Linked DNA regions of Homo sapiens: all the other regions are linked to region 4. The links are chromatin contacts, found by Hi-C or POLR2A ChIA-PET in ENCODE. All regions are on one chromosome and are shown on one strand. Each heading gives the region's core, a stretch centred on a gene start or an enhancer-like site at or near the end of the contact. The rest is flanking DNA. Distances are from core to core; before and after follow the strand shown. Region 1 overlaps LOC105372529 (a long non-coding RNA gene). Region 2 has its middle 82 kb from the start of LINC02871. Region 3 has its middle 7.7 kb from the start of PARAL1. Region 4 overlaps SLX4IP (SLX4 interacting protein).

What was found. Hi-C counts contacts between places; a loop is a spot of excess contacts on that map. ChIA-PET counts read pairs that join two places held with the same protein, here RNA polymerase II (POLR2A). Pooled maps may share reads with other maps.
Region 1: a map of PC-9 shows a loop between it and region 4 (4-fold over the local background). The contact joins two enhancer-like sites. A Hi-C loop is called at or near these places in 2 of 168 maps with a recorded cell type or tissue (A673 and PC-9), 3 of 37 single-sample maps with no recorded cell type and 3 of 50 pooled maps. POLR2A ChIA-PET finds 5 or more read pairs at or near these places in 1 of 52 experiments (MCF 10A).
Region 2: a loop to region 4 is called in a map of mammary epithelial cell, with 3 times the contacts of the local background. The contact joins two enhancer-like sites. A Hi-C loop is called at or near these places in 2 of 168 maps with a recorded cell type or tissue (HepG2 and mammary epithelial cell), 1 of 37 single-sample maps with no recorded cell type and 4 of 50 pooled maps. POLR2A ChIA-PET finds 5 or more read pairs at or near these places in 2 of 52 experiments (A673 and WTC11).
Region 3: a pooled map shows a loop between it and region 4 (3-fold over the local background). The contact joins two enhancer-like sites. A Hi-C loop is called at or near these places in 9 of 168 maps with a recorded cell type or tissue (A673, MCF 10A, PC-9 and 6 more), 13 of 37 single-sample maps with no recorded cell type and 25 of 50 pooled maps.

What each region holds. Positions count from the first base shown.
Region 1 is chr20:11,385,977-11,389,428 of GRCh38, forward strand. All of the region lies in intron 1 of LOC105372529 (a long non-coding RNA gene), which reads right to left. Among named protein-coding and RNA genes, the nearest start is that of LINC02871, 360 kb to the left of the region's middle. Within about 2 kb of position 1,360, at least 2 of the 41 ENCODE cell types and tissues checked have a DNase peak (open chromatin) inside an H3K27ac peak, as active enhancers do; they include PC-9, where a contact is called at or near this core.
Region 2 is chr20:11,106,914-11,110,187 of GRCh38, forward strand. No RefSeq gene overlaps it. Among named protein-coding and RNA genes, the nearest start is that of LINC02871, 82 kb to the left of the region's middle. Within about 2 kb of position 1,303, at least 2 of the 41 ENCODE cell types and tissues checked have a DNase peak (open chromatin) inside an H3K27ac peak, as active enhancers do.
Region 3 is chr20:9,977,030-9,980,202 of GRCh38, forward strand. No RefSeq gene overlaps it. Among named protein-coding and RNA genes, the nearest start is that of PARAL1, 7.7 kb to the right of the region's middle. RefSeq lists an enhancer at 392-1,591. Within about 2 kb of position 1,527, at least 2 of the 41 ENCODE cell types and tissues checked have a DNase peak (open chromatin) inside an H3K27ac peak, as active enhancers do.
Region 4 is chr20:10,557,133-10,560,572 of GRCh38, forward strand. All of the region lies in intron 3 of SLX4IP (SLX4 interacting protein), which reads left to right. Among named protein-coding and RNA genes, the nearest start is that of MIR6870, 91 kb to the right of the region's middle. RefSeq lists an enhancer at 1,611-1,990. Within about 2 kb of position 1,724, at least 8 of the 41 ENCODE cell types and tissues checked have a DNase peak (open chromatin) inside an H3K27ac peak, as active enhancers do; they include PC-9, where a contact is called at or near this core.

The sequences.
Region 1 (3,452 bases), core at 110-2,609, 830 kb after region 4:
TTTTAAAGATATTGTTTATCTGGTTAAGTAAATCATTGTTTTTCCTATTATTGCTAAAGATATCTGTATATGTATATTTACATATATATATTTAGCCACAAGTGAATGCTAATTTTATCCAAACACTCTTTTTCATATCTATTTAGATAATCATATAGGTTTTTTCTTTTAATATGTTAATAAAGTAGATAATATAATCTTACTTTCTAATGTTAAACTAATTGTATTCCTGGGATAAAACCAACTTAACCAAAAATTATTTACTTTTTTTTTTTTTTTTGAGACAGAGTCTCACTCTGTTGCCCAGGCTAGAGTGCAATGGCATAACCTTGGCTCACTGCAATATCCGCCTCCCAGGGTTAAGCAATTCTCCTCCCAAGGAGCTGTGATTACAGACATGCGCCACCACACCCGGCTAGTTTTTGTATTTTTAGTAGAGATGGGGTTTCACCATGTTGGCCAGGCTGGTCTCAAACTCCTGACCTCAAGTGATCTGCCTACCTCAATCTCCCAAAGTGTTGAGATTACAGGCGTAAGCCACCACGCTTAGCCTAAAAAAAGTTTACTTTTAATGTATTATAGAATTTGATTTGACAGATACTATTTAATATTTTTATATCTGTGTTTATAAGTGACACTAGACAGTAAGTTTAATACTCTCCTTGTCTGATTTTGATATTGACATTTCCCTAATCTCAAAAAATCAGCTGTGAGATGTTTCCTCTTTTTCTGTATTCTGAGAGTTTTTGTAAGATTGGAGTTAGCCATTTATAAAATTTTTGGTAAAACTTGTTATTTAGTATTTGATAAAATAAGGATAGATTACTTTTTAAATAACAGTTTTAGATTAACAGAAAACTTGAAAAGATAGTCAGAATTGCAATGGGCTTTGCATCATTTCCCTTATTATTAACAGGTTATATTAATATGGCATATTTGTCACAACTAATGAACCTATATTGACCCATATTATTAATTTAGGTTGTTAATTTATTCAGATTTCCTCAGATCTTACCTAATGTCTGTTTTCTGTTCCAGCATCTGATCTGGGAAACCACACTGCATTTAGTTATCATGACTTATTTGGCTGTGACAAATTCCCAGACTGTCCTTCCTTGACAGTTTTGGAGAGTACAGTTCAGGTAATTTTGTAGACTATCTCCTATTGGCATTTGTGTGGTGTTTTCCTCATGATTAGACTGGGGTTATTAGTTTTTTAGGAGAAAGAGCTTAAGGAGAAAATGTTGCATCATATGAAGGTTACACAGTATCAACATGATTTATTCATTGTTGATGTTGACCTTGCTAACCTGGCTGAGGCAGTCTTTGTCAGGCATATTCTTTTCTTCTTTTAAAAGTAGAAGAGTCTTTTGCAAAGTGTGGACCATGAGTCAGAACATTCACGTCATCTGGGAGTTTGTTAGGAATGCAAAATCTCAAACTTCATCACAGATAACTGAAACAGAATATGCAGGTTTACCAGATCCTATGTGATTCATATTTTTTTTTTTAGACGGAGTCCCACTTTGTCATTCAGGCTGGAGTGCAGTGGCACAATGTTGACTCACTGCAACCTCTGACTCCTGGTTTCAAGTGATTCTCCTACCTCAACCTCCCAAGTAGCTGGAATTACAGGCATGTGTCACTACCCCCAGCTAATTTTTGTATATTTAGTAGAGACAGGGTTTCACCATGTTGGCCAGGCTGGTCTCAAATTCCTGACCTCAAGCCATTCACCTGCCTTGGCCTCCCAAAGTGGTGGGATTACAGGAGTGAGCCACTGTGCTCAGTCTCATATTCTTTTTAACATTTGAAAGAACTGCTTTAAGATAATCTAGAGCAGATTTTATCAAACTTTTTTTATAGAGAGCCCAATAACAAACATTTTCAGCTTTGTGAGCTATAGGTTCTTTGTCACAACTTTTCGATTCAGCCCTTTTAGGAGAAAGTATCCAAAGACAATGCATAAATGGCATAGAGTTTAAGTCCTTACTTAACTTCGTCAATAAATTCTTGGAAACTATGTGTATTAGCCTGTTCTCATGCTGTTAATAAAGACATACCTGAGAGTGGGTAATTTATAAAGGGAAGAGGTTTAATTGACTCACAGTTCCACACGTCTGGGGAGACAACGAATCATGGCAGAAGGCGAACGAGGTGCAAAGGCATGTCTTACATGGTGGCAGGCAAGAGAACATGTGCAGGGTAACTGCCCTTTATAAAACCATCAGATCTCACGAGACTTATTCACTATCATGAGAACAGGATGGGGGAAACAGCCCCATGGTTCAATTCTCTCTACCTGGTCCCTCCCATGACAGGTGGGGATTATGGGAACCACAATTCAAGATGAGATTTGGGTGGGGACACAAAGTCTAACCATATCACTATGACTTTAAGTGAAACAACATACGGCAGGTCCTCAAATAACATTTCTTTTTTCAAAGCCTAATGATAAGGAAAAAACATGTTTTTTTTATAAGTGGTTTTGCTTAAAGTTACATTTTCAAAGAACCTATTGGTGACTTACTGTATTTTTTTTGGAAAAACTTATAGACACTAAAATTTGAATTTGAAATTGGAAATAAAATGAAAACTTGAAATGTGTTGTGAAATATTCTTATTACCTCTTAAAAATTTAAAAAACATTTCAAATAAAAATTTTAAAACCTTTAAAAATTATTTTAAAGCATTTATTTCAAACATTTAAAAAATTAAAAACAATTTCTGTTTTGCAGAGGCTTTGGGCTCTGCCAAAATAGGCATCCAGTTGGAGTTGGCCCATGGGCTTAGCTAGGCCATCACTGATACAGTGGCTTTTCTTTGGATCCTGCCAGCTGCTAGCTCTACCTGATTAGTAGCTTTTAAAGATGATTTTCATGAAAAGGTAACACTGTGACTCTCATTCAGAAATATAAAGTGAACATGTATCAGATATTTTATTTAATCCATTAATTAAATGAGAAAACTGAAAAAGATGTTAAAACTGGCTCAAAGAAAAAAAAATCCAAAAACAGATATATTTCTAAATCAGGAATATTGAAAACTTAAAATGGACACAAAGTCACCTTTTTCAGAGGAAGATTTGCCTCTCTACCCTGCCTCAGACAGAATTATTTGCATGCTTATGGTCAAGAGTAATTTGCATTGCTTGTTCTCTACATGCTAACTTTGATCTCTACTGAGTTGTACAATGGCCTAGTCAAAGATATGGAGGGTATTCCATGGGACTAGATAATCCCAGGAGGCTGTAGCATTTTATTAAAAGAATATCCAGTAATCTCTTTTGCTTATTTCAAAGTGTTAAGTTTTTCTTTGTAGTTGATTGGGATATTTTCCTCTCCCCACTCCCTTAAGAAAAAAATAGATGAGGAAATTGATGGCTCACCTTACTAAATGACTCACCTAACTTCATGCCAGAGCTACTCATAGGCAACCTCAATGCAAAGAAG
Region 2 (3,274 bases), core at 53-2,552, 550 kb after region 4:
ACGTGAGGAAACTGAAGCTTAGAGTATTATTTATTTATTTTATTATTTATTTATTTATAGAGACAGGGTCTTGCTCTGTCATCCAGGCTGGAGAGCAGAAGCATGATCACAGCTCACTGTAGCCTCAAACTCCTGAGTTGAAGGGATCCTCCTGCCTCAGCCTCCTGAGTAACTAGGACTACAGGTGCGACACCACACCTGGCTAATTTTGTTTTTTGTAGAGAAGGGGTCTCACTATATTGCTGACATTGGTCTTGAACTCCTGGCCTCAAGTGATCCTTCTGGCTAGAACATTTAAATAATTTATTCAAAGCCCTAAAGCTAGTGGAGAGTCTAGATGGAAATTTGCAAAAGATCTACCTGCCTGCTTATAATAAAAAATCCATGAGAGCAGGCATCGTCCTTGTATCTCTGTATCCTTTAAAGTGCCTGTGCCTTCGGTGCAGATTGCCACTGATAACTGTTTATTCAATTGAGTGAACAGGACTTTCCTACATTGGACTGTGAGTTATCCCACAAATGGAAAGTAAATTAAACATCAAGGTGCTTTGTACAGATAATGAACACTAGCATTAACTAACACAAAACCAAAACCCCATTAAGTTTTCTTTAAATTAGTCTGATAGTTGAGGCCAAAATGCATTCTGACATGAAATAGCACGGATTGCTTTTAGATCTCTCATAATGCACACCTTTTAGTTGTATGGTTCCTAGTAAACATGCAGGTGTATTTTTGTTGTTGAGATCATTTAAGTTTTGCCTGGTAAATGTCCTAATCTTTGTATTCTCCAAGGCATCCGTGTGAAACCCAGGGCCATCCTAAGCAATATGAGATATCTGGCTACATTCTGATAGCTTTATTTTCCACCGTAACTAATTCCAATTTACTTGCCAACAACTTCAGACATCAGCTGGAGGGGAAAAGAGGATTTAGGGGTGGAGATGTATTTTAAATAATATTTAATAAGATTTGTTTTTGTAATTGGAAAATAAAGAGCATTTCTCTGGGGATATGCCTATGTTGCAGAAGAACTGGCTCAGGACACGTTTTGTAAATGGCTCTCCTTTCTGTGGCCATTCAATTCAAAGGTTTTGGGGTAAAATCTATGGAAGGAAATTCACGCAGGAAAGAGGGTGGAGATGGAAAAAAAAAGTTCATGCTTAAGTCACAGTCTATGGATAAGAAAGAATTTGAATATTAATGCATAACCTTGAGAATTAAATGCTCTGTCCAGCAACCTTACAAGCTGACAGCTGGCTGGGGGCTGATAAGGAACACTGGGTGGGGGGTAGGTTCTGGGAGGGACTAGTTCCCAGAGCAGGCTCTCATCCCTGGCTGGCATTAGAAAGAATTACAAAGCATGATTCAGAATCTAATTTTGTCAGCTGGTGATTGGCTCCCACGAGGCTCTGGCCTCACAATGCGTTGTATTAAGTAATGGGAATTGGGCTGTGCTCTTGTTCTCTGCTTCATGCCTGCCACCCTACTCTCCTTCACAGTGCTTCCCATGTCTCCTGCGTATACTTAGGTGTGCTTGCTTGCATCCGCATTCCAAAAGGCATTTCTAAATACCTTCACAATACACAGATGCTAACCACACAGAAGGATGCCAACACCACATTGTTTCTTTGTATTTAAATTTATTTTAGTCTTGGGCTGCATTGAACAAATCAACAACACCTTGTTAGGATAGGCAAAACCCAGATAAGAAAATACACAGTTTAAATTAAACCTCTCCATTTGCCAACCCCTATTTAGTGGCTCAGTGCAAGAGAAGCTTGTAGCATGGGTAAAAGAGTCAGCCTCCATGCAAAAATATCAAATAAACACATGGTGTGGTGTGAGACATCATTGGGTTTCTGTCTGCTTCAAAGAAACAGCATTGAATGAAAATGGACTCTACAACTTGTTTTTCTTTTGTAGCCAAATGTCTGATACCTGTCAAAACGTCTGTTTATCCTTTATGATATGACTTATATCACCAGTGATGAAACTCATTTTAAAGGTAGTAATTTGCACAATTACAAAAGGTGGCGTTATGTGTTCAGAGGACATATAATACGGGTTTTGTTATTCTCTTATGTAACTGGACAGGAGTTAGTTTATCAAAGAGTTATGTAACAGGATCATTTTCCATTCATTTTAAGACTTCAAGAACTTCGTTACTCTCTCTGGGTTCCAGAACATACAAAAATTATAATTAATGGGCAAAGGTAATATGTTCAGTGGACAGAATATTTTCAGTTTATGAAACATTTCTAAGAATGTTTTTTTCCTCAAAATTAAATCACAGGATTCTTTCCCTCATTCTGAAACAATTTTCCTAAAATAAATTTGAGACCCCCCCAATAAAAAATTGAACGATTTTAGTTTCATGCTGTCCTTTTCTTATCTTCAGGCTATGCTTGTTTCAGATAGAACAGCCAGCCCCTTGTTGAAGAAAAAGGGCCTTTACAGGATATCAGAAGACCTTAATTCTATTTTTGCTCTGGCATGAACTAGCCATGGCCATGTAAGTCACTTTCTGGACCAATTTCCTCGTTTGTAAGGTTGAGGGAATTGACTAGGTCAGAAGACAAACACTCTTGGCTGGCAAGCAACTTCCAGATGTGTTTCCTATGGCAAGTTGAGTTTCTTTAAAATCTATATTTAAGGCTGGGCGCGATGGCTCACGCCTGGAATCCCAAAGCTTTGGGAAGCCGAGGCGGGTGGATCACTGAGGTCAGGAGTTTGAGACCAACCTGACCAATACGGTGAAACCCCATCCCTACGAAAAATACAAAAATTAGCCAGGCATGGTGGTGTATGCCTGTAGTCACAGTTACTTCGGGGGCTGAGGCAGGAAAATCACTTGAACCCAGGAGGTGGAGGTTGCAGCGTGCTGAGATCATGCCACTGCACCCCAGCCTGGGCAACAAGCAAGACTCCGTCTCGAAACAAACAAACAAACAAACAAAAACTATATTTAAATTATTTTAAATAGGCATGCCTTTCTCAGTTTGCCACAGCCCTCACCACTCCTTATTACCTTGTTTTTATGAATGTATGCATGCATTTGTGTATCAGTTGGCTTTTTCCATGTAACAAATAACTGCAAAACATAATGTCTTACATTTATACGGATTAAACTAGGCTTAATGGCTAAAGCACAGCTATTTACTTAGCTCAACATTCTAGGGTCAGTAATTTGATGGTTTTAGTTAGGCAATTCTGTTGGTCTTGCCTGGTCTCATTTACTCATCTTGGATCAACTGCCATTTAGTAAGGTGTCTC
Region 3 (3,173 bases), core at 277-2,776, 580 kb before region 4:
CTTAATAACATTTTCCTTTCTCTAGCTTACTTTATTATAAGGCTACAGTAGATAATACACATAACATACAAAATATGTGTTAATCAACAGTTTATGTTATTAGTAAGGCTTCTAATCAACAGTAGGCTATTACTAGTTAAGTTTTGAGGGAGTCTAAAGTTATACACAGATTTTAGACTGTACAGGGGGTCAGTCCCCCTAACCCCTGCTTTGTCCACGTGTTAGCTAAGAATAAAAAGCAGTTGTGTCTCCCATCAGTCCTTTCCTTGTCTTTTGCTTTTAATGCCTTCGTGTAGCTCATCAGCAACAGCCTGGGTTCTTTCCACTCGCACTCTTGTCTGAAGTCTACCTTCAGTTCCTAGGCATTCCATATGCCCATCACCCAGTTGCTGTGAAGGTTAGATGCCAAATGGCTTCCAGCCACTCTTTCCCCAGAGGACTACTTTCAGTGCAGAAGGGGTGTCTTGCCAGGAAAGTTTTGTCTTCCCTCTGTGTAACCATGGACAAACAGCCAGTGACTGAGTGATATAGGGACATAAATCTGTGATACGGCTTATGTTTTAGAGCTCTCCCTATGGGATCTGCCTGAGGCTAGACCTTACCTAAGACCACATCCTTGCAATCCTTTCTCATCCCTTTTAATCCCCTTGAGGGTTTACCCTGAAGAGTGCTTTCTCGGTACATCACACACACAGAGGGATCCCTGTCCTAGGCTCTGCTTTGAGCCTGCACTTCCTGTGCTGTGATTTGATAGTCTCTGTACTAATTCCATCTTCCCTTCCCTTGTTTTTCAAACATTTCACATCCCTTATTGTGTGTGAGTCATTGCTTTTATGTGGCCCAACATCAGGAAGCTGTAGGTAAGACTATTAGTGCTCACTTTAATTATTTCTTTAGAAGTCATTCTGGGTCTGAAGATCATTACACCCAACTTCAAAGCAATCTTGACTCATATTTCATCCAGTCTATTTCACAATTCTGCAAAAGTAGGAATAAAATAGAATTTCCATGCTTTCTCCAATAAGGATCTTTAAATAAATAACATATTCATAAAGTTCTCCCAAGATTCTATTGTACACAAATACCAAGTACAACTTGTAGTTGTACTTAAAAAAGAGTAGTTGCGTTTAAAAAAAGAAGTTGACATCAACTCATAACTCTAGCATGTCTATTCCTGAAAGCAGAAACAATACTTGAGGCTAAGGAAATAAAACAGAATTAGGTTAGTTAGTTAGCTTGTGTTATTAAAGTTAACTTTAGATCCCTCCTAAGATGAATCACTTATTCACCCTCTACTGACACAATTTGTTATTTTGAAGAAGAGAGAGTTTAGGAGCTAAGAAATGGTTTATTTTAAAATATCTTTTTAATAGTGGTGAGCTTTTGAGCTAACCATAAAACTGCTGTACAATAAAGATGCTCATTAAGATAACAAAGGTAGGGCGATTAAAGTGAAACTGTGAGCTGCATCCTCTGTATCTGTATATGAGTCGTTAGGAAAATCCTCGTGACAGCAAACCAACAGAATAGGCAATAGGTGGTGCTGTTGCTATGTGTAATGCCTAGCAAAAGACAAGATGACGCATAAGGGGAAAATATTTGCCAGAAAGAGCACAAGACAAAAACATACCCCTAACTTCTGAATTCTCCAAAAGATGGCAGTGTCATTTCTTTGTCTCTCTTGTCTGAGCTCCACCACTTATCATTGTCTTGTTGAACTGAAGTGCTCAATTTTTGTGTTCTAGGCCAAAGCTATGGCCAACGTGCCATTTTTATATGAAGGTTGAAAGGATTCAATAGATCTCTGATATTGCTCAGCTGATCCGAAAAGACATCCAAATGCAGAGGAGATACAGATACCCACTGGAACAGGGGTCTTTAAAAATAGAGGATGTCCAGAAACTCCTCAGAATACATTGATTTCTGTAACATTTGGTAGAATTATTCCACAGTTATCTTTTGGAAAAGAAATGAGAAATATTTGGGAATAGTTCTTGAAGTTTGTTATATGATCTGGCTCTGTGTCCCCATCAAATCTCATTTTGAACTGTAATCCTAGTTGTAATCCCCACATGTTGGGGGAGAGACCACATGGGAAGTGATTAGATCATGGGGGCAATACCCTCATGCTGTTCTGGTGATAGTGAGTGAGTTCTCACAAGATCTGGTGGTTTTATAAGAGGCATTTTCCCCTTTCACTCTACATTTCTCTCTCCTGCCACCATGTGAGGGAGAACATGTTTGCTTCCCCTTCCGCCATGATTGTAAGTTTCCTGAGGCCTCCCTATCCATGTGGAACTGTGAGTCAATTAAACCTCTTTTCTTTATGAATTACCCAGTCTCAGGTATGTCTTCATAGCAGCATGAGAACGGACCAATACAGTTTATAAAATAAAAAGATAATTTGCAATAAACTTCCATAAAATTCAAAATAGTTTTCAAAAGGAGCATTAGCTATGCTAAACAAAAAAGCAGCAATATGAACAGTTAATAAATAGCAAAGTCTCTTTAAAGTATTGCTTTAGGCATGCAGAATGGATTTTTTTCTTTTTTATCTGTGATGGGATTTATCATCCTAGTGTTAGTTTAGTCAAATCAGTCTTCATGGTTTAGAAAGATGTCCAGCTGTGAAAAGGAAGTCACCTTGGGATTAAAATTTGACACAAATGATCAACAAAATGGAGAATATTTTACCATATTGGACATGCATTTTCAGACAGATTTGTGGAGATAAATTGTTTCTGATTCCAGTGGTCACACAAGAAGATACTGGCCTCTTCAAACTAATTAATTGAGTATCTTCAATTATTGCTACCCCTTGAAGAGTTGCAAACAAAGAAAAATAAGTTGCATTGTACAGTATAGTGAGAAATAAGGAGCAACAAAAATGATGCCTCAGCTGGGCATGGTGGCTCACACCTCTAATCCCAGCAACTCTGGAGGCTGAGGCAAGAGGATTGCTTGAAGTCAGAATCTGAGACAAGTCTGGGTAACACGGCAAGACTCCACCTCTAAAAAAATTTTTTTTAAATAAATACATAGCTGGGCATGGTGGTGTGCAACTGTAGTCCCAGCTACTTGGCAGGCTAAGGCAAGAGGATTGCTTGAGCCCAAGAGTTCGAGGCTGCAGTGAGCTATGACTGCACCACTGCACTCCAGACTGGGTGGCATAC
Region 4 (3,440 bases), core at 474-2,973:
ACTGAGAAATAAAAATCAGATTTGTTAAAATATAGTATATGGCGAAGAAACTATTGACAGTGGTGAAAAAACAAAAAGCCACCCTTTTCTGTGATAATTGCTTTTAATTAGCTTTTGGAGCTCACTAGAAAAAAGATCCCCACCCCCCAAAAAAGATTTTATAGGATAATACATTTTCATTCAAAGGATAATATTATCAAGACTTTGCTGTCATTATTTTGCAAAGAATACCTGGTGACCTAAAGCTGAGAAAAGGAAGGCACAAGGTTCTGTATGGTGGGATTTATCATTCAGGTAAATAACTGTGGACTCTTCTCTTCAGGACTTTTAAATATTTAGCAAGTCAATCAACATCTCCTACTGCCACTTACCTTCATATAATTCCACTCCTAGCTTACTAACGCATGTTGCTGTGATTCAAAACTGTTCACTCGTTTCCCCAAAGTGACCAATAGTCACCCAAGGGGACCTCACCCCAAAATCTTCTGACTTGACTTAAATTAACAATGTTATGGAATCCACCATTCCAGGCCTGTTCTCCATTCCCTTTCGGCTTTGCCACCTTAGACCTTTATCGGCCTTAGACCTTTCTTGTTAATATTGAGTCCGTTTTGCCCAAGATTCAGTTAATTTGGAATGCTTTAGAATAAAGCCCTGGGTGTGTGAATCACCTCATAGCCAAAGCGTGAGGCTAGGTTTTTGTTTTTTTAGGAGCCACATGCAGCTGCGTGGATGCTCATAGTACCTACTTGAGGGCAGCAGGGCATGACTTAGCAAAGCTGTGCAGTGCATGACAGGACCTGCAGAGCAGTGCTGCACTGGCAGCTGCAAGGGGCAGGTCGCTGTAGCAGGCTGAGCTTGCCTCTCAAAACCAAATGGTCGGTTTGCTGCTGCTTCTTTAATTTGCCCTTTTAAAATGTATATTGGCCAGGTGCAGTGACACACACCTGTAATCCCAGCACTTTGGGAGCCCAAGGCAGGCGGATTGCCTGAGTCTAGGAGTTCAAGACCAGCCTGGGCAACATGGTGAACCCCCATCTCTATAAAAAGTATAAAAATTAGCCAGATGTGGTGGCTTGTGTCTGGAATCCCAGCTACTCTGGAGGCTGAGGTGGGGGGATCACTTGAGCCCAGGAGGTTAAGGCTGCAGTGAGAGTTGTGATCATGCCACTGAACTCCACCATGGGTGGCAGAGTGAGACCCTGTCTCAAAAAAAAAAAAAAAAAAAAACAATTCGCTGATGTTAAAATTCCTCTGGGATCATTTGTGTGTGCGTAAGAAAGGAGAAAAGCTAGTTGAAGAAAGGCTATGACTTTAGCTTAGGTTCAGTGTCCCCAGGCTTTCATCTTCTTTATCCTTAGATCCTCTCATGATTGGGATTTTATGAGCAACCAATTTGATTCCATTTTAACAGTCATTTTATACAGTGAAAGCCTAAGAATATCCAGTTCCTTTTTAGAAAAAAGAACTAATTACATGTATTAACATATGTTTATTTTGAGTGCAGCACGAGTAGTCTTTGTACCCAAACAGTTGAAGTCAAACTGTTCCATGTGTCAACTCGAGGAAGCGAGCACAGCCCGTTAGCCTAGAGATGCCCTCTGCATCTCTGTCTTGAGCACTGATTTTAACTTGTTCTTCTTATCTGCCCCTCAAAGGTAGCTGAGAAGTTTTCTTTTCTTGCATTGTTGTGGTTCTGAAGAGAAAGCTTCATGACGTGTGGTGTGGTCGGTTACTGGTGTCTATCACACTGCACTTGGTCTACCTTGCATTCGTCAAACTGACTCACAGAAGGAAAGCCCCACAGCTAGAGGGAGAAAGTTTGTGTGTATGAGCCTTTGCTTTATTTTTGTCATGCTATTTTTAGTTTTAGCCTTATAGGGCATTTATAGCCAAATTTTAGCAATCCTTGTTTCCATGTATGTCTTTCACATATTTTCTAGCCCAGTCATAGTTGAACTCTGCATGTGAAGCAAAATTCTTTAATTGTTTTTTAAAAAAAAAAAAACCTATGAGGCGGCAAGGCTGCCTTTTTGTTGTGTGAACAATGCCGAAACACTCAACTGTAAAGGGATATCTCTGTATTCCATGAGGCACTGCATCTTTAGGCTGCAACATGAAAAGCAGGAGAGAGGAAACCAGTGTTTGTACTTTATCTAGAAACTCACACTCATGAGTTAAATCAAGGGTTTTCTATATTGTTTGAGGAGTACAAGTGTTTTTAATAAAGGAAAAGTTTTGCTATCATTGCTCTTTAGAACAGCTAAAAATTTTGTTGTTTTAATTTGTGAAGATTCTAAGAGATCAACCTGAGATGACATTGCAAGAAACCAGCAAAACAGGTTTGAGGTGACCTGGGCAACTCTGAGTTTTCTGCAGTCTTTGGGAATTAAACAGGAATCATCAGTTCTTATACATCAGTTCTTAATCTAAATTAAGAAATTTAGATTTGTGTATGATTTTACTCTCTTTTTCTACATTAGGTCACAATTTCCTGTTAGTGCAGGAAACAACTGCAAAGAGTATCTTCCCATTGTGTTGGGCTTAAATTTTTGTTTACCTTTATTATAAATAACACCAAAACAATAAAACAATTGACCTATCCTGAAACTTACTAGTGATAAGGAATACTGAAATTGAATTAAAACCATGTGTTTCTGTCGCCTAATAAATGTTAATCTACTTTAGAGAAATTATATTATTTTCACTGTTAGTACATGAGTGTAGTACGTTTTTACAAAAACAAAGGCATATACAGTATCATCAACAAGAGCGTAGAAGAAAATAGGATTAGTGATTTCCAGTTCTCTGCTTAACTCACTGCTCAACAGTTTCCTTCTTGAGTAGATTTGTAAACCCAAGACCAGAAACTAATGAATGATGGTGTTTAGATTTTTAAAAATTTTTAGACCAAGTTTGAAAAATGGGATAGTTTATATAAAAATTACTGTTTCTGACTCCTTTTGAACAAAGATCTAGCAACACTGTGCCTATAAACATGAAACAGTCCCCTAAAACCATGGGGGGCTGCTTGCTGTTGACTGGGCTGTGGTGTGGGTTCCCCATGCCGTTGCACCAGCAGTGGATGAATATGCCCTTACTCCTGGCCCCATCCCTGTCTACAGTCCCCTGGCCACACTGGGTGTTTCCCTGGGGCCCTTGATGCCAGCCAGTGTTGGCTCTTCTTGACTTATTTCTTCTATTTGTCACAGTACAACTGATTGATACTTATATGAAAGCATTCTTTACCATACTTATTACCTCCTTGCCCTGATGTTTACACTGAAATATTTTTATCTTTCTTTTAGAAATATGAAACTGAGGCAGAAAGAAATGAAATGACTTTCCCAGATCACACAGTGAGCCAACATCATGGTTTCGAGCAAACTTCAGTAGCAAATTTAAATTTGCGGTGTTATTCATGAGCACATATGACATTC